Regions from separate parts of the Homo sapiens genome. Here region 2 is linked to region 1. The links are chromatin loops, found by intact Hi-C in ENCODE. Cell type or tissue: endothelial cell of umbilical vein. All regions are shown on one strand. Each heading gives the region's core, and the rest is flanking DNA. Links, peaks and the distances in the headings are about the cores only. Region 1 overlaps PLEKHA6 (pleckstrin homology domain containing A6). Region 2 has its middle 14 kb from the start of PPP1R15B.

Region 1 (9,724 bases), core at 486-8,485:
TGGCATGTTATTCAACCTCTCTGTGCTTTAGTTTCCTCAGCTGTAAAATGGGGGTAATAATAGCATCCATCTTACAGGGTTATAGTGAAGATTAAATGAGTTAAGATCTGAAAAATGCTTAGAATAGTATGGGGCATGGAGGAGGCATCCAATTATTGTAGCTGTTGTTATTATTATTATTATTTCCACCCCTCCAGGCTGCCTCCACAGGACAGTGTTGTGTACTTCTAGGTCGTGGTTTGTAGCACAGATCTAAACTTAAGAGTATGTGCTTATATAAATACCCAGCATATTGACCCCCAGCCTGTCTAAACTCAGTCTCACAGCTCCCTTAGCTTAAAAGACAAGAAAGGGTTAGAACCCCGGAGCAGAGACCAGGCAGCCACTGCTTGCAGCTCATGGAACATTCACTGCCTCTTCAGCTTGCTCACCTGTAAAACTGGGTTGATAATACTCCCTCTGTTTGCACTGAATTCTCAGGAATGCACGAGCTGTTTATGCAAAAGGGCTTTTGGAGGAACTAATGAATACACTGAGTGAATATTACTTTAAAAATCATCCTAGGGAGGGTCTGCAGGCCTCAGTTTACCAATTATGGAGTTTAACAACAACCTGTAAAATATGATAAGATGATTTCCCAGATTCAGGCTGAACTAAATCCCTAGCATTTTAGGCCCAGCCTAGAGCTCCCTCGACTCTGCGACTCCCTCCTCTCGCCAGAAAAAATGCAAATTCCCACCTGCCCCCTGGGGGCAGTTCCATCTGAGCTGAGCACTGGAGAAATAAGAGGTGGCATTAATTATTCATGTGCCTACTTATTATGCTTCTTTCCCCAGGAAACTCCCAGCTGTCCTAAAGGGCTTTGAAGAGAAGGGGTGTGTAGGCGCAAACCAAAACATAAGCCACTTTGTTGTGTCCTGCTTGCACCAACAAAGGTTGTCAAATGGCTGGAAGATGAGGAGGTGGGGAGGAGTGGAGAGATGCGACAGGAAGGCAGTGGGATGATAAGGGGGGCACCAGCTCTGCCTACCTGCTGATCCAAATACTCTAGGTTTCTTTGCAACTGAAGATCTAAAAGTTCATCCTACCCGGAGCCCGAGGCCCAGAGGCCAAACAGCAACACAAACAAACAGGAACACACAAAAGAAAACAATAAAAAAAGAAGCAAAGCAGTTAAGAGTTAGCGACAAGGACAAGGAGAGGCTTCTCCCTCTGCCCTTGAGGAGTTCTCAGGAAGGGAGGGGTTGAGGATGTGGGCAGGCAAAGTAGTTCTCTACTGGACACTCCAGGAGAGGAGGGGCACACGCAGACCCCAGTGCCATCTCTCCTAGGTCTGCCTAGGCCTCCCTGGGAGAGGTGAGTGTCATCAGAGCAATTTAGGCAGCACTTGTTAGCAGCTGTTTCTGAGTTTTCTGGAAAAATCGGTTGTTTCTGGGTGCGTGTGTTTGCTGTGGGCAAAGCTTATATGCTGTGGACACTGGCAGAGTGAGAATCAGACAGAGAGGGGAAGGAGCAGCCGCCTAGCCTCCAGCCTGCCCAGCCCTCCTCCACTCTGGCCTCCTGGTACTGTTATGGAAATGAGTCAGCAACAGGCTTTCTGGAAAAGGATTCTGCCTGTTGGTCCCAGTGGTCCTCCCCAACCCTCCCAAGTGGAGCATCTTATCTAGGTCTCTAGGTGGTGGCAAAAGTTCTCAGGAGAACAAATTCCAGGGAGAGACACGAGTAGAAAGAGGCAGAGAAAAAGGAGGAGATGCAATTCGGAAAATTTTTTCTTCCTCAATCATATCGCTTGTATCTCTCCCCAAAAGTGGCATTCCAGGCAAAGGACAAACATGAAATAACTATGCTTCAGGGGAAAAAAGTTTAGAAGATCTTGCTTCTTGTTAGGAGCTCTGGCCTGATTTTTCCTGCCTAGGCCCCTTCTCCTGCATGCTGGAGAGGAGAGGGACCAGGATATTACATGCTCCCAGATCTCATCCCTCCTCCACGGGCTGTGTCACAGAGGAGAAGGGGTTATTGGCACCAAACTTGATACTGGGGCTAGAGTCCTGGCTGGGAGGGAGGAGGTATCCAGAGGCTGCTAAAAACCAGCCAGGCCAGGCACTAGGCACAGAGCGTCCCTGGAGTCCGCCCCAGTTTAGCTCCACCCTGAGTGGAGCACGGTGCGGGGAGGCCCTGAGACAGGTGGAGGGGAGAAAGGACGTACCATCTTATCGTGGACCGTGGGGGATGGTGGGTAGTTGTAGGGGAACAGTCCTGCAGGGACTGGCCGCCTGTCTCCCAGGTAATCATACTGGAAGAGAAAGGGATCGCAGAGGTGAGGGGTCTGGCTGGGACACGGAGTTCCCCAACAGCTGAAGCTCAAGGTTAGAGGTATTTGTGTTCAGTTCCCAGAGCAGATCCCAAACTGAAATGGACAGCAGCCCCCCTTGCAATGATCTGTCCAGGTCCTCAAGATTTGAAAAGACAGAACCCTCTCTGCCCTCTTATATGACGGCATGGTATCTGGCACAACTTGGGGGCATGTACAGAAAGCAATGTCCCCACTCAAGAGGCAAAGCCATCCCCAAGACAGCTCTCCTACAGACAGAACCACAGGCCAGGGGCTCCGCTGGGCAGCACTGCTGGTCCTGCAGACAAACGGCCCAGTGGCCCCGTGGCACAGATGCTCCCACATCTCTGCCTTTTCTCAGTAGATGGTCTTAGGCTTCTGGGGACCTCAGGGGATGAGGAAGGAAGGGCAGGCTGGTGGCTCACCTTGGGGGAGCTGATGGATCGCCTCATCACATAGGCAGCAGGGTCAGCATAGATGTCCTCACTGCGAGGTGGCAGCCGCTCAAAACGGGCACTGGGTGAGCGGACAGGGGAGTAAATGCGGGCACGGCTGTAGGAGCCCTGGCTGGGTGAGCGGGGCACAGAGTGGGAGCGGGGCTGCAGGGACAGGCGGCGCAGGGAGCTAGAGGCGGCATCCAGCTCATCATAATAGACTGGCTGCCGGGAGGGGCTTGGGATCCAGACGGTGGCATCCTGCCGCCCGTAGCTGGCGGGCTCCTTCCACTCTCGCAGCTGGTAGGCAGGGCCACCCCCATTGCGGAAGGCATGGCGCTTGTCCTCCAGGGCCCAGGGCGGGCTGATCCGATCATAGGCCGGCATGGAACAGATGCTCTCCGGCCGCACTCCTGGCGGGTAGTACTGATAATCATCGGGGTACTGGGAGGAGTAGGGGCCATAGTACTCAGGGACCCTGCGAGACACAGGATAGAACCTAGAGGGACTGAGAGAGAGGGGACATTGTAATGAAGGCAGACAACACGGGCACCCCTCCACCCACCCCAGCCCCACCTCCAGGTCCCCCAGCCTAGAGCAGGGTGCTTGAATAGGTACACAGGGGCTGAGGTTTATTCCAGAGATGAGGGAAAGACTCCTGTCCTCACAGCCCCCCTCCTCAAACAACTCCCCAAGGCTGGACACTGCACCATTCAGAGCTTCAATCTTTGCCTCTTTAAAATGACATATCCCTAGGAAGAAACGTGAAGCCTTATCAGCCATCTCCATCTCAGCATGAACCAGTTTATCAGATCTTTTCTGAGAGAGGCAAATAGAAGAAAGTCTACCAGGCACCTGAAGGAGGGCAATGTAGGAGGGATGAAAGAAAGGGCGGCTTCCTGATCTATTTTATATTATTTTAGAGATGAGGTCCATTCTGTCACCAGCCTGGAATACAGTGGGGCCATCAAGGCTCACTGCAGCCTTGAACTCCTGGGCTCAAGCAATCCTCCCACATCCACCTGTAGAGTAGTAGCTGGGACCACAGGTGTGAGCCACCATGCCCAGCTTCCTGACTGTATGATCTTGTCAGGGACAGAACCAGTAGATTCTTGGGACTCATCCCAAGTGGTTCTCCCCAGAGCAGGCCTGATGCTCCCAGGCACCAGACCACCAGCAATGCGCAGCCGCTCAGGCCACTAGAGGGCAGGTTCCTCCCGGGCCCCATGGCCTTCCTGAAGCTGTGGCCTGCAGTCCCTGGAGCTGCCCAAATCCCCAGGGAAGGAGCCTGCAGCCCATTTGCCCTGAGGGACACCATTGGGCCCAATAAATGTCCCCAGATATTTCAAAGTCAGTCATTGGATAAAGGCGTAAATGGTCATAGATGGCCATGTTGGGACCAATGAGCTACTTTGTTTTGTTTTTTAACTTCATATAAATCATGGCTTTAAAACAATTAGAGTTGTTCAAAAATGGAATGAGTTGGTCTGGCAGTTAGTGAGTCTCAAGTGGGTGGAGCACTGGGGAGAGGATGTTGTAGGAGGGCCCATAGCTTGGATGGATGTATGACTATAACAACTTCAGGCCCCCTCCCAAAGCCTGCTGTGTTCTGGGCTCCCCAGCACGCCGTGGAGAGGCACTGGGGCACTCTGTCCCTTCTTCTGAAGGAAGCAGACAAAGAAACCAAGAATCAGGGACAGCAGCCAGACTCTAATGGTGGAGCCATGGGGCAGGCAGGATTTGGGCAAGCCAGGAAGCATGGGATTTGCTTGGTTTCCCAACTCAGCCTGCTTCCAGAAGGTTTCCAACAGGGGATGCCTCGTGGGCTATGACCCCACTCGCACGCTCTAGCCATAATACCATATCAGCCCCACCCCAGCCGCCGGCATGCCTCACCTCCGAAGGTCTTCAGGCGGGGGTACCCCCCGGCGCAGATTCACCCACTGCTGAAGCTGGTTCATGGAGCTCTTGCGCTGGGCAATTTTGTCAGGGTTGGTGCGTGGTGGGAAACTCCGCCGGTGTCCCCCAGTCTCTCCATCCTGAGACGGGAAAGCTGTGCTCCCTGGCCGGCTTGGGGAGTGGTACTGCCAGCCATTGGGCTGGGCAGGCTGTTCCCCACCCCCTGGCACTCTTGGGCCCTCGGGGTAAGGGCTGCCCGGCTCTGAGGCTGGCTCCGGTCCAGCTGGGAGGCCATTGGCTTTCACCGGAGGCTCTTTCTTGACTTCTGGCCTCTCAGGCCTTCTCTCTGCCTTCTCACAGCCTCGGCCATCACCCTCCCCTCGAGTCTTGGCCTCTGGCTCAGGCTTAGGGAGGCTGTTGTGGGGTGGCTGCTGGTGGTGCTTGCTGGGTGGGACGTTCTCCGAGTCTGGCTTCTCATGGCTGCAGGATGCCAAGGGAGATGCTGTCAGTGACTCTAGCCCAGCATGGAGTGGGGCAGGGGGTGCCAGACTGGGAAGAAGAGGAGTGGGGAAGGATGGGCAGGGAGGTGGCTGGAACCAGGATTCTATGAACTCCAGTTCTGCTTCCTAAGTCCCACCCCTTCACCTTCTCGCTCCAGCCTGGGAAATTATTATACAACCTAATCCGCCCCTGCCCACACCTGCTGTGTTAACTCTGCCCCCCACGTCTTCTCTGCAGGTCATTCTCCACCCCACTCCCCTCTGTCAGTCTGCTTTGAGCCCAGCCTTCAAGCTATGGCATGACTAACCTCACCTAGTCTTGGTCCTCTCTGCGATCTATCCCTGACCCAGCTCCCCAAACTGGGTTTGCACTCACATCAGTAACTGTCCTTGATACTCCAGTGACAAAGGCTTGTCACGGGGCAGCTGTCTTTCTTATAGAAAGTTATTTAACTGCCAAGAGTCTTGGGCTCCTCATCAGCAGAATGGGCATAATAATAGCTCCCCTCCTAGGACTGCTGTGAGATAAAACATGGCGGGCACCAGGAGCAGAAGTTTCTGCTTTCAAACTCACAAGCACATAAACACGCTAGTTCCCTTCTCCAAAACACATTTCTTCCAGGACTGACTTTCCATGAGAATACAGGCCCCACAAGGGTAGGAACATGGCAGACTTTCTTCCCCTGTGTTCCTAGCACCCACTACAGTGCCTTGCACATTTATATTTACAGTAAGTATTTGTGAAATGAATGAATGAACTCTTGGAATTATGCCCCTTGGTTGAAGCGAAGATGGAAATTTGTGACAATTTTCCCCCTACAGCTTCCCAAACTCCACATATTCAAGTGGGATTGTTGAAACATTGCTTGGTAAACATTTCTAAGATATGTGGACTTGGAGCCTACACTGTGAAACCCCCTTTTCCTGGATCCCCCTTAGCACCTAACTCAAGACTCCACATCCAGTTAAGGGAGAGACAGACGCTGAGACCGTGGGTGACGGCGGGCGATGGGAGCGGCCATATGTTAAGAGTTTACTGCATGTTGAGTGTTTTACACGCACTCTGTGTAGGCCTCACAACAACCCTATGAGGTAGAGTTGTATTTGCTGGTTTTTGAGCAGAGGAACCTCGGGTTCAGAGAGGGTGAGTCCCTTGCACTGAGATCACGCTACAGCCAAGTGGACAAGGTGTGATTCAAACCTGAGTTTATTTTCCTCCAAAGGCGGTGTGCTTAACACACACAGCCGAGAAAAACCAGCAAATGACCCTGACCTCTGGCTCCTGGCCAGACCCCAATGGAACCTGGCTTTTCTCTTGGCCTTCCCGAGCTCAGAGAGAAGAGGAGGAGCTGGCTAGGGGAAGAGAGACTTCAGGCTCTGAAATCACTCAGCCAGGCCTCCCGCCTGGATGCAAGGAGACGGCTCACACATTCTCCAGGGCTTCAAGTAGGCACACTGGGATTAGCAATGGCCCAGAGCTGGGTGTGTCTTCCATTCCCCTCTTTATTCTTCCTGCACCCCCACACTCAATTCCCTGGCACTCACCTGTGCCGCACAGCTTGGGGCACTGACTTCTGGGCTGGAGGGATCTGTACTCGAGCAGCCTCCCCCATGGCCTGGATCCAGGCCTCTTGCTCCTCGGGGCTCTCGGCACTGAAGAAGTAGGTGCGGACCCCGGCATGCTCAGCCTGTGGGGAGAGGCAGCGTGTGGAGCTGGCCTCGGCCTCATCCACCCAGCACACAGTCACCTGTTGGGAGAAGACACCAACGCCCACAGAATGGGCAGTCAGTTGGGCCATTCCCTGCACCTGGGGCTCTTCCCCATGCGGAGCTCAGGAGCAAGGTGAAGAGGGCAGCTTGCAGCTACCCCGAGGGTTCCAGCTGGTACCCACGTATCCACCTTGGCTGGCTCTCTGGGCACCATTAGGCAGCCCAATAACCAGGTCAGCCTACTTGCCCCACCTGGGGTAATTAAAGCAGGAGGGACAATGATCACACCCATTCTCCCGGCAAATTCCATGTTTGATTTCAAAGGCAATGACCCCATGTCTGGGAGAGAGGACCCCCTGAGCACATGCCAATCTTAGCCCCAGCTTCACTGCTGAGAAGCTAGCACTGTCTCTTCCACGTGGAGAGACAGCCAAGCCCCTCTCTGCAGGCATGCAAAGCAGGCACTGGCATACAGATGGGGCACACTACCTAGTTGGTGGCTGCGAGCAGGTACTGCGGGCGGGAACCCAGAAGAGAGCTCCTGTCCAGAGGAGGGGTCCTCACGCGGTCAGAAGGAGGAGAAGCAGAGAACAGGTCAACCAAACACCAAAGGGAGAGACAGAAGACGACGTGGCAGGAAACGGTGAGGAGCACAGGGAAGGGGGAATATTCAGATTGTCCTCTTCTACTCAGCATTCCCCCGGGAATGGCAGCACCCAACAATGCCCAGTTCTGCCTACCAAGGGGTGGGGAGTGGAGAGCTTGCACCAGGGAAATTCAGGCTGGTGGTGGAGAGTGAGTCAGGGAATCGCAGTGCTAAGCCTGGCTCTGCTCCTGACCAGCTCTGCAACTGCAGACAAGTTGTGGTTTTGCTCTGGTCTTCACTGATGCATCTATTTCACGGGAAAAGAGTCTGCCTGGTGAAATTCAAAGTTCTTAGGCCACAAGGAAAAGAGGCCACAGGACTAAATGCTTTCTGGGACCTCAGCACACTTCCCAGTGAGATCCTCAGTAGCCTAGCTTAGCCCACTCAACAGGGGACATCTAGCAGTGATTCAGAGTCTCGGATGTGAGCCTCACTCCAGCCTCTGACCCCTTGAGCCCTAAATCCTGGGTCTCTGGGGGTTGAGATAGCTTCAGGGCTCCCCTGAACAGCAACGTCAAGCCCACACCCTCTAAATGCTCAAAAGATTCCTCAGCTGCAGCTGGTCCCACCTCGCCTCCACCTGTCCCCAGCCCTCATTTTCTTTCTGACAGGAGCCATTACCCAGCAAGAGGCAGGGGTGGGCCTCCTTCCTCTGGTCCCCACCCTCCAGCAGAGGGCTTAGCATGTAGGTGTGGGAGAGGGCAGGGGAGGTGTTGACAAAAAGCCAGTGAAGACTAAGAAGCTGAGACTTGCGACGGATAGGGGATAGAGAGACCAGGGGCCCAAGCAAGCCTTCTAGGTGGAGAACACAGGGTTATTGTAGAGCGGAGACACACAGGCAGGGCTCGTGGGTGTGTCCTGGGGTGGGTGGGAGCGGGCAGCAAATGAATTCATCAATTCAATGAGCATCCAGGGAGCAGCCTGTGTGTGCAGAACTCGCTGGGGGCACCAGTCACAAGGAAGGCAAAGACAGGCTCTTGCACTTGAAGAGCTGACAGTCACGCTGGGGGACAAAACATGCCGCGGGAAACAAGGAGAGAGCAGAGGCACAGGGACAAGTGCTGTGACAGGAGAAGGCAGAGGGCCTGGGAAAAGACAGGGCCATTGATGGGGAGTGGGTAGGGGCGCTGGCCTGGAACTATGAAAGGGGGCCAGAGAATTGAGGGAGCTGTCCCAGCGGGGCAAAGCCCCCGGAGCCTCTGTGGGGCCAGAGTTAGGGAGAGGTTAAGGCATTCAGCGGTAGCCTGGGCAGGAACAGTTCCTGGCTCATTCTTAGCCATCCAAGAGTTTCGCTCGGTGGCCACAACAGGACAAGCCTCCCATCTGTCTCAGCTCCCCTCCCTTCCCTGGGGAAGGGCCATGGAATAGCCACAATCAGAACCCTTTGTGGGCCACCGAGCACAGCCCTCAGAGTCAGGTTTAAAAGAGGCAGCGCAGTGTGGGGGAAGGAGGCGAGGGGCTGGTGGGCAGAGAGGTGATATCTGGGATCTGTGGTGGAGGGAGTGTGTCAGTCACTCGGGGATGTTTATCTCACGCCTGCTGCTGGCAGAGCTCCGAGCTGGAACGTGTCTGTGTCTCTGCACAGGTCTGGTGGGGAGGGTGAGACAGGCTGTTTGATTGTGTGTGTGGGTGTGTGTGTGTGTGTCTGTGTATAACAGGACTACTTGTTGTTGGTTAAACAGCCTGTTCCTATTTCCCCAGCTAGAACTGGCTCCCTGGAGTCAGAGCTTTATTAATTGTTCATTCTCTTCACACCTCTGGCATACAAGACCCCGGGAGGCTGGAAACTAATTATGTGCCAAATAAGTCCTTCCTTGCTCCCTGTAGCGGGCCCTGTGCATGCTGCCCAGCTCTCTTCTGTGGCCAGGTGACTGGAGCCTGAAGGACAGGAAGGGACAGAGTCCCTTCTTCTAAGGCTCTAGAAGCTCAAGGAGTGACCTACAGATCCAGTCATCTAATATCATAGCTTTGAAGGGTCTTGGACAGCAATTGTCAATTAGGGGAGAGAGGGCTTTGTACCAAGAAAATGTGTGGTTGGTATTATAATTTTATATTTGGAAAATGAAAAGGGACCTATGATTTTTACATCATAAAATACGAAAGGGCATGAGATTTTTATAGTTTCTGATGGGTCGTGACTTTTTAAACGTGGAAAAACACTGGCCTAGGATGAGCCAGCTGCAGGCACATCTTTAACGGGTGG
Region 2 (9,724 bases), core at 1,063-9,062, 140 kb after region 1:
TACTCCTCTCTTGGAGTATCAATTTATAAAACAATTAGAAAATCAGTAAGTATATAGAGGGCTTGAACAACATTATCAATCAACTTGACCTAACCAACATATAGAGAACATGTCACTAGCAAAGGCCGAATACACATTTTTTTGGTCAAACATATATGGAACACTCTACAGGACAGACATACGCTAGGTCTTAAAACAAATCTCAATGCATTTTAAAGGATTAGAATAAAAGAAAGTAATTTTATCTAGGCACCATAAAATTAAGTTAGAAGTCAACAAGATATTTGGGATATCTCAAATGTTTAAACTTAAAAATTAAGTGACATACTTTTAATTTTTCTTTTTTTGGAGACAGGGTCTCACTTTGTAACCTAGGCTGGAGTGCAGTAGCACGATCACAGCTCCCTACACCCTCAACCTCCCAGGCTCAAGAAATCCTTCTATCTCAGTCTCCTGAATAGCTAGGACCACAAATGTGTGCCACCATGTCCACGTTTTTTGTTGTTATTGTTGTTGTTGTTGTTTTGTTTGTTTGCTTTTCTGCAGAGACAGGGTCTCCCTATTTTGCCCAGGCTGGTCTCGAGCTCCTGGGCTCAAGTGATCCTCCCGCCTCGGCCTCCCAAAGTGCTGGGATTACAGGTGTGAGCAACTGTGCCTGGCCAAAATGACACAATTCCAATAACCATAGGTCGAAGAAATCACACAGGAAATTAGAAAATAGCTTGAACTGAATGAAAATGAAAACACAACATATAAACATATGTGAGAAGCAGCTAATGATGCCTATAGGGAACCTTTTAGCATTAGATATTTATATTAGAAGAAAAGAAAGGTCTTGAATCAGTGGTCTAAGTGCCACCTTAAGAATTAGAAAAAGAACAAATTGAACCCCAAAAAAGGAGAAGAAAGAAAATGCACTACAGATCAGAAATCAATGGACAAAACAAAGCAAAACAAAAAACAATTGGAAAACAATCAATGAAACCAAAAGCTGGTTCTTTAAAAAGATCAATAAAATTAATAAACCTCTAGCCAGACTGATAAGCAAAAAAAGAGAGAGAGAGAAGACGACATAAATTACCAAGATCAGGAATGAAAAAGAAGACATCACTGATCCTAAAGACAAGGCAAGGATTCCTCCTCTGACCACTTCTACTTGCCTTTGTACTTGTTATACTAGCTGGTACAATAAAGCAAGAAAAACATAAATAAAAGGCATACAGATGAGAAAGAAGGAAGCGAAGTCATTTTTATTCTAAGACATGATCATCTATGTAAAATATTCAAAGGTCACAAGACACAGAGTTAATATAGAAAAATAAATTGTATTTCTATATTACTAGCAAAGAAGTGGAAATTGAAATGAAAAAAGTACAATTTATAATAGTATCTCAAAAAGGAAATATTTAGGGATAATGTAACAAAATATGTACAAGATCAATATATTGAATACTACAAAACACTTGAGAGAAACTTAAAAAGACTCAAATAAATGGAGAAATATAGTGTGTTTATGGATCAAAGGACTCAATATTGTTAAGATGTCAACTCTTCCTAAATCAATCCATACAGTCAGTGTAATTCCATTCAATGCCCAACCAGCACCCCCCACCTGCCCCGCATTTTTTTTGGTAAGAATTAATAAGCTAGTCCTGAAATTCAAATAGAAATGCAAAGGGTGACACTCCTATTTGGCAGCCATTTCTCTTAAAGCTCAGTGGTTCTGGACCTGCAGTATCTGCTGAGTTAGGAGGGACAGGAGAGTAGCAGCTAGGTCGGTGGCAAATAGCCCGCAACATTCCCTTTAGTTACAATGAGTTTACCCCTCAATCTCAAATATTTCCTCAGTGGATTAACAGGAGAGCCAGTGATGGTGAAGCTTAAGTGGGAATGGAGTATAAGGGCTACCTGGTATCTGTAGATGGCTATATGAACATGCAGCTTGCAGATACAGAATTCATAAATGAGGCATTGCCTGGACATCTAGGTGAAGTTTTAATAAGGTGTAATAATGTCCTTTATATCAGAGATGTGGAAGAAGAGGAAATGGGGAAATGAGTGAATAGCATCTTTTGAAGAGGATTTTTTAAATATGTATTTCTAGACAATAAAGATTTGTTTTTCAAAAAAAAAAAAAGCAAAGGGCCTGGAGTAACAAAAACCATTTTGAAAAAGAACAAAGTAATTTCAAGACTCACTATAAAGTTACAGTAATCAAGGCAGTGTGGTATTTATGTAAGCACAGAGATACAGATCAATGAAACAGAATACAGGGTCCAGAAATAGATCCATCTACATGGTCAACTGAAATTTGAAAAATATGTCAAAATTACTCAATGGAGAAAGGATAGTCTTTTCAACAATTGAATATCCATGTGCAAAAATATGAAGCTTAACCCTTGCCCTCATAACACATACAAAGGTTAACTCAGAGTGAATGACAAGACTTAAATGTCAGAGCTAAAACTACAAAACTTCTAGAAGTAAACATAAACAAAAATATTCATGACTTTGTTAGGGAAAAACTTCTAAGACCTTTGGAAAAGCATGGACCATAGAAGAAAAAATTGATAAACTGAACTTCTGCAAAATTAAAAAAATTCTGCTCCCCAAATTACATAATTTAAAAAATAAAAAGGCAAGCCACAGACTGGGAGAAATATTTGCAAAATATAAAGGACTTATATCTAGAATATGTTTTTAAAGACACACACACATACACAAATCCATATAAATACTAACAATTTGGCTTAAAAAAAAGGACAAAAGATTTGAACAGACACTTGACTGAAGAAGGTATTTATCAATGCAAATAAACATGTGGAAAGATGCTCCATATCATTAAACACCAAGGAAATGCAAATTTACACCAAAATAAGATGCCACTAGAATAGCTAAACTTAAAAAGACTTACAATATCAAGTGTTGGCAAGGATGTGGAGCAACTGGAGCTCATACGCTGCTGCCAAGTAGTATAGCCACTTTGGAAAACTGTTTGGGAGTTTCTTATATAATTAGATATATACTTACCATATGATCCAGCAGTCTCACTCCTGGATTTATCAAAAAGCAATGAAATCATATGTCCACTCAAACGCTTGTACTCAACAGTTCATAGAAGCTTTATTCATAATAGACACAAATTTATATGTGCTTATATATGTATATGTTTATATGTTTATATATGTAGTCATGTTTATATAACTACACATATTTATCAAAACTCATTGAATTCATACTTAAACAAGCCAACTGTTTATTATCTAGTAAATGAACAAATAGTGGTATAATTATACAATGAAATACTACTCAGCCATGAAAAGGAATGGACTACTGATACACTCAACAGAAGGAATGGACTGCAGAGACACTCAACAGCACAGATGAATCTCAAAAGCATTACAGTAAAGAAGCCCACCACAGAAGGGTCCATGCTGTACATCCGATACCATTTTTCTGAAATTCTAGAAGAGCTAAAAGTGTTGAAAGCAGATCAAAGGCCAGACGTGGTGGCTCACACCTGCAATCCCAGCATGTTGGGAGGCCAAAACAGGCAGATCTCTTGAGCCCAGAAGTTCAAGACTAGCCTGGGCAACATGCCAAAACCTTATCTCTACTAAAAATACAAAAAAAAAAAAAAAAGCAAAAACAAAAACAAAAAAAAAAAAACAAAAAACCAGCTGGGTGTGGTCGCACACAGCTGTAGTCCCAGCTACTCAGGAGGCTGAGGTGGGAGGATCACCTGAACCCAGGGAGATAAGGCTGCAGTGAGCCGTGATCACACCACTACACTCCAGCCTGGGTGACAGTAAGACCCTGTCTGTCAAAAAAAAAAAAAAAGACAAAGAAAAGAAAAGCAATGGCTGCCAAAAGCTGGAGGTTGGGAAGGGGACCGAATACAAAAGAACATAAGGGAACTTTCTGGGTGATGGAAATGATCCATATTTTGATAGTGGTGGTGTTTATATGACTACACGTGTTTATCAAAACTCATTGAATTCATACTTAAAATGAGTGAAACTTATTGTAAATTATACTTTAATAAGTTAATAAAAAACAAGAAGTGGGTTGGGGAGACGTTGCTCAAAGGATACAAACTTTCAGTGAGGAGGAATAAGTTCAAGAGATCTACTGTACGACATGGTGACCATAGTCAATAACAATGTATTATATTCTTGCAAATTGGCCAGGTGAGGTGGCTCACACCTGTAATCTCAACACTTTGGGAGGCAGGAGGAACACTTAAGCCTAGGACTTCAAGACCAGCCTGGGCAATATAGGGAGATCTCGCCCCTACAGATAACTTAAAAATTAGCCTGTTGTGGTGGTGTGAGCCTGTGGTCCCAGCTACTCGGGAAACTGAGGCAAGAGGATTGCCTGAGCCCAGGAGGTTGAGGCTGAAGAAAGCCATGATCATGCCACTGCACTCCAGCTTGGCAACAGAGCAAGGTTCTGTCTCAAAATAAATAAATACATAAATAAATAATAAAATAAAATAAAATAAATAAATAAAAAGCCCAGGCGTGATGGCTCACGCCTGTAATCCCAGCACTTTGGAAGGCCAAGGCAGGCAGATCACCTGAGCTCAGGAGTACGAGACCACCCTGGGCAACATGGGGTGAAACCTGTCTCTACTAAAATACAAAAAATTAGCCGGGTGTGGTGGCACGCGCCTGTAGTCCCAGCTACTTGGGAGGCTGAGACATGAGAATTGCTTGAGCCCAGGACGCGGAGGTTACAGTGAGGCGAAATTGCACCACTGCACTCCAGCTTGTCTCAAATAAATAAATAAATAGAAAAAGGAAATTGCTAAGAGTAGATTTTAAGGGTTCTTACCACAAAAAAAATGCTAAGTATGTGAGGTAATACATGTTAATTAGCTTGACTTACCATTCCACAATGTACACATATTTCAAAACATCATGTTGTAGACAGTAAACATATACAATTTTTGTCAATTTAAAAAACAGAAAAGTTTAAAAAACAATGTCCTCAACCATCTTAGAAAACTGGATATGAATGGTATCCTGCATAATGAAGTGCCTTTCATAACGATGACAATGTTTCAGCGAACCTTAGGCTACCACTGGAAAGAGTAGTCATGACGACCTTACATCAACTGATTTAAAACTTTGGGTTTCAGGTCATCACTAATAATGCTAGCTTTTCAAAAAAAAAAAAATCAAATACTACAAATACAAAATAATGTAAACATTGAAGATAGACCTTTTCACATACAAAATTGCTTCTTTGAAATGAATTCATAAATTACTTGTTATGTCGGGAGGGAGCCTGTGTGTTGGAAAAAAGAGGCTATGGAAATTACCACTTGAGTTAAAGAAAAGTGTATCATGTGTCTAAAATACTCTGGTCACTGCGCAGACCCTTCCACCACAGAGGAAGAAAGGAAAGAGCAAATCACAATTAAAATTCAATGTGACTTGAACAGTGATAAAAAAGTATACAAGGGCCAAGTGAGGTGGCTCATGCCTGTAATCGCGACACTTTGGGAGCCCCAGGCAGTAGGATCTCTTGAAGCCAGGAGTTTGAGACCAGCCTAGGCAATATAATTAGACCCCATCTCTACACACAAAAATAATAAAATTAGCCAGGCAATGTGGTGCATGCCTGTGGTCCTAGCTACTTGGGAGGCTGAGGTGGGAGGATTGTTTAAGCCCAAAAGTTGGAGGCTGCAGTGAGCTATGACCGTGCCACTGTACTCCAGCCTAGGCCTGGGCGACAGCAAGACTCAAAAAAAAAATCAGTTCCTTTGTTTGTGTTCAAATACAAATCTTGGTTCTCCTATAAGAAAGAGCCCCTACTTCTGGGTAATTACCACAAAAAGGTGGAGTCACACTGGGCCAGGCAGGCCTGGAATGGGCAGGGCAGGGCAGTTTTCCAGCTTGTTTACACATTGAGGGACCCACCTCCAGGGGAGCAATAGCAACCAGATCTGTAATAACAGGTGTCCATCAGGCACTCCCAGATGGAAGATAACGCCATCTGGTGGAGACAACAGAGCATCACTAGAAACCCAAAGCCAATCTTCTGCCAAAGAGCTAAAACCCCTGGTGTGGTGGCAAGAATACTCTGGTACTCCAATGCAGCCTATTAATTCTGGGAAAGGAGGGTCTCAGTTGATTTGCTCGCATATTAAATTCATAAATTAACAATGTGTCTTATATTAATAATGACACTAGAATTAATGGATGTGGTATACCTAGCCAAATTGAAATTTGTAATTACTTTCTACAAATTTAGTTAAAGCTTACGGTAGCTTTTCTCTAAGGACATTTAAATTCTGTGATTCTACATCATCTGATGATTGTGGCACACTTGTTTCTGGTCAGACAAGGCTGTGTGGATGAAACTTCAATAAAGCTGATAAGAGAGGTGACTTTGGGAAAGCTATTAACTTGGCCAGGCCCAGTGGCTCACACATGTAATCCCAGCACTTTGGGAGGCCAAGGCAGGAGGACTGCTTGAGGCCAGGAGTTGCTATATGGGCAACATAGCCAGACCCCATCTCTATTTATATATATTAAAAAAAAGAGTCCAGGCGTGGTGGCTCACGCCTATAATCCCAGCATTTTGGGAGGCCAAGGCAGGCAGCTCATGAGCCCAAGAGTTCGAGACCAGCCTGGGCAACATGGTGAAACCCCATCTCTACAAAAAAATTAAAGTTAGCTGGGTGTGATGGCATCTGCCTGTAGTCCCAGCTACTTAGGAGGCTAAGGCAGGAGAATCGCTGGAGCCTGGGAGGCGGAGGTTCAGCACCAAGATTGCACCATTGCACTCCAGTCTGGGTGATGGGAGTGGAACCCTGTCTCAAAAAAAAAAAAAAAAGTTGTTATTCAACAAATATTTATTGACTATAGCATACCAGACACAGTTCTAGGCTCTGGACTCATAAACGACAAGATCCCTGTTCTCATGGAGTTTACAGACTAGTGAGGGTGGTGGTAGATGAGAAACAAGTAAAAATGTTAACAAGATGAGGGCAGAGTGAACATAATTTTAAAAGGTACTGTGAGAGAAAAAGGAGGGGTTGGGGGATAGAGTGATCAGAGGGCTCTTTGAGGTGATTATTTGAGATCCAAAGAGGAACTAGTCTTTCATGATAAAATGCGGTCTTAAAAACACCCACTTCAGAACATATATCCAGATAAGTCTTTTTCAAAACCCCTGGGACTCCTCTGGTTTTTGCCTTCAGAGCCCATTAAGAAAAGGAGGTATGGCTGGACCTGACGACTCATGCCTGTAATCCCAGCACTTTGGGAGGCCAAGGTGGGCTACTTGCTTGAGTTCAGTAGTTTGAGACCAGCCCGGGCAACATAGTGAGACCCTGTCTCTACAAAAAATAGGTGAGCAAAGTGGTGCACACCTATGGTCCCAGCTACTCGAGAGGCTGAGATAGGAGGATTGCCTAAGCCTGGGAAGTCGAGGCTGCAGTGAGCTGTGATCATGCCACTGTACTTCAGAGCCTGGGTGACAGTGAGACACTGTCTCAAAAAAAAAAAAAAAAGAAAAGAAGGCTTAACTCAAAGCAGCATTTACTATCACCTCTTTCTTTGACCCTGAATATCCTTGGAATGTTTCTGAAAGTTAATCCATCTTTTTTATTTTCAACATTTTTGAGACAGGGTCTCACTTTGTCGTGCAGGCTGCAGTGCAGTGATTCAATCACAGCTCCCAACTCAGCCTCCCAAGTAGGTGGGACTACAGGCATGCACTACCTTGCCCAGCTAATTTCTTTTTCTTTTTTTTTTTTTGTATTTTTTGTAGAGATGGTTTTGCCATGTTGCCCACACTGGTCTTGAACTCCTGGGCTCAAGAGATCCTCCCACCTTGGCCTCCCAAAGTGCTGGGATTACAGGCATGAGCCACCACCCCTGGCCAATCCAATCTTAAGTATAAATATTTACCCAACATTTTAGTGGGAAAATGTGCAGTGAGCTCTGTAGAAAAGTCAAGAACCGTGTGAGGTCCTTTCTTCTCGCATCTCTGGCAATTGTGCTCTTCTTTTGCTATTAAGTTCTTCATCCTTCTTCTTGGTAGGGATCTATAAAACAGTAGTGAAAATAAAATATTCAGCAAATAAAGGCAGGAGGAAACATAAAGGATATTACTGAGATAAAGGGGGAAGTATAAAAGATTACAAGAACAAAACCTGAAAAATTGTTCCAAAGCTGCTTCCCTTGTTGTACAGCTTTCCAGGCCTTGCGGCTCTCAGGCTCATTAGATCTCTAGGGTATCCTCCCCATGGGTCAAGCAACCTACTTTCCACAAACCTAGTTTCCCCTGTCTCTCTCTGATAAGATTAAGGCGTCTGCCAGTGGTGAAACACTGATGTAACTCAAATTGCTTACATGGTAATACATAACTCCTACTCTCAACTGCCTTCTCCGTTCCATGTGTAGAATGAGTTAGTTCTCTTTAAATTCCCTGATGTCAAACCTGTCACTGAAACATATTGGTTGAAAGCATCATAGGTCCTGCTTGATGAATCCTCAAAGTCAGCAGGGTTAGAAGAGATTTACGTATCCTCTTTATGATACCGATTATTATAGATCTCAATAGCATGCTGCCAACACAGACTTAAGTCTCGCTGGAGCACATCCAGGAAGGAAAAGATTGGTGTTTTGTGTTGATCACAAAACATTCAACTAAGTTCATAAGGAAAGATTCCAAATAGCTAACCTGTGTATCATTAAATAACTCTCAAAACCTCTTTTTACAGATAAAAGGAAATTAAGTCTCTCAGCTCAGAAAGGTACCCTGGGAAGCATTATTTTTTAATGTACCAAAAATGTCTTTGTACATCTCTGTATTAGATGCTTTTATAAACAACGTGCATTATGAGAAAAAAATGAAAATTTCCCATTTTTATTTTAAAAAGGTACAGAGAATAGAGTCCAAATGAAGTCTCCAAATGACAATATGCCAGAGAACACCAAATTCCCAAATCTGAGTAACTATCTAAATTTCTGAGGTCTCAGCCTGGACAACATGGCAAAACCCCATCTCTACAAAAAACAGAAAAATTAGCTGAGTGCGGTGGTGTGCACCTGGAGTCCCAGCTACTCAGAAGGCTGAGGTGGGAGAATCGCTTGAGCCTGGGAGGTTGAGGCTGTTGAGGCTACAGTGAGCCAAGATCGCACCAATGCACTGCAGCCTGGAGGACAGAGCAAGACCATCTCAAAAAAACAAGAAATTCTGAGGTCAGCAATTAAATATTTGCTTTTAACTTTCTACTAAAGTACAAAAGAAAAATAACACAATTTCTATGAAATATCAGGATAAGCATAGCAATAAATCTGGCTTAATGTAAATGTAGCCATTTTCACATATATTACTGGGGAATGGCAGACATGCTTCAATTAACCCCAAGATAGAAATAAAATTATAACCCGGGGATGTCAACTCAGTTTGTACTAAATATTGTTTAACTGCAACTAAATGTTAGTTTCTTTCCTTCCAGTTCAGAAATATATCTTAATAACTTTTCTTCATTATCCTTTCATCTTGAAAGTGCCTGAATTAAGAGTGCTATTATTCTTTCATCCATTAATAGGGTTGCCATAACCCAAATGCTTTCTTTTTCGGAGTAAAAATTTTTTTCTGATAACATTTATTCTTTTGAGACAGTCTCAATGATCCATATATCTAGTATTAAAGCATGATTCCATCTGACTTTATTTTTTGAGACAGAGTCTATCACCCA

What was found. Hi-C counts contacts between places; a loop is a spot of excess contacts. Peaks named below come from ENCODE experiments on the same cell type or tissue, not always from the same donor. Only the 100,000 strongest peaks of a DNase experiment are listed, where the experiment ranks them.
Region 2: a loop joins it to region 1, with 7 times the contacts of the local background. A loop is called at or near these places in 2 of 110 quality-filtered maps.

The regions. Positions count from the first base shown.
Region 1 is chr1:204,254,596-204,264,319 of GRCh38, forward strand. PLEKHA6 (pleckstrin homology domain containing A6) reads right to left here. Exons shown (of 23, transcript NM_014935.5): 7 at 6,711-6,853; 8 at 4,663-5,145; 9 at 2,758-3,274. Among named protein-coding and RNA genes, the nearest start is that of GOLT1A, 45 kb to the left of the region's middle. RefSeq lists an enhancer at 1-53. In endothelial cell of umbilical vein, for the core only: a CTCF peak has its summit at 3,968 (motif pointing right); a DNase peak (open chromatin) is centred at 4,006.
Region 2 is chr1:204,392,728-204,402,451 of GRCh38, forward strand. It overlaps the pseudogene LOC124904489 and a transcript of PPP1R15B not described here. Among named protein-coding and RNA genes, the nearest start is that of PPP1R15B, 14 kb to the right of the region's middle. In endothelial cell of umbilical vein, for the core only: a CTCF peak has its summit at 6,000 (motif pointing left); a DNase peak (open chromatin) is centred at 5,954.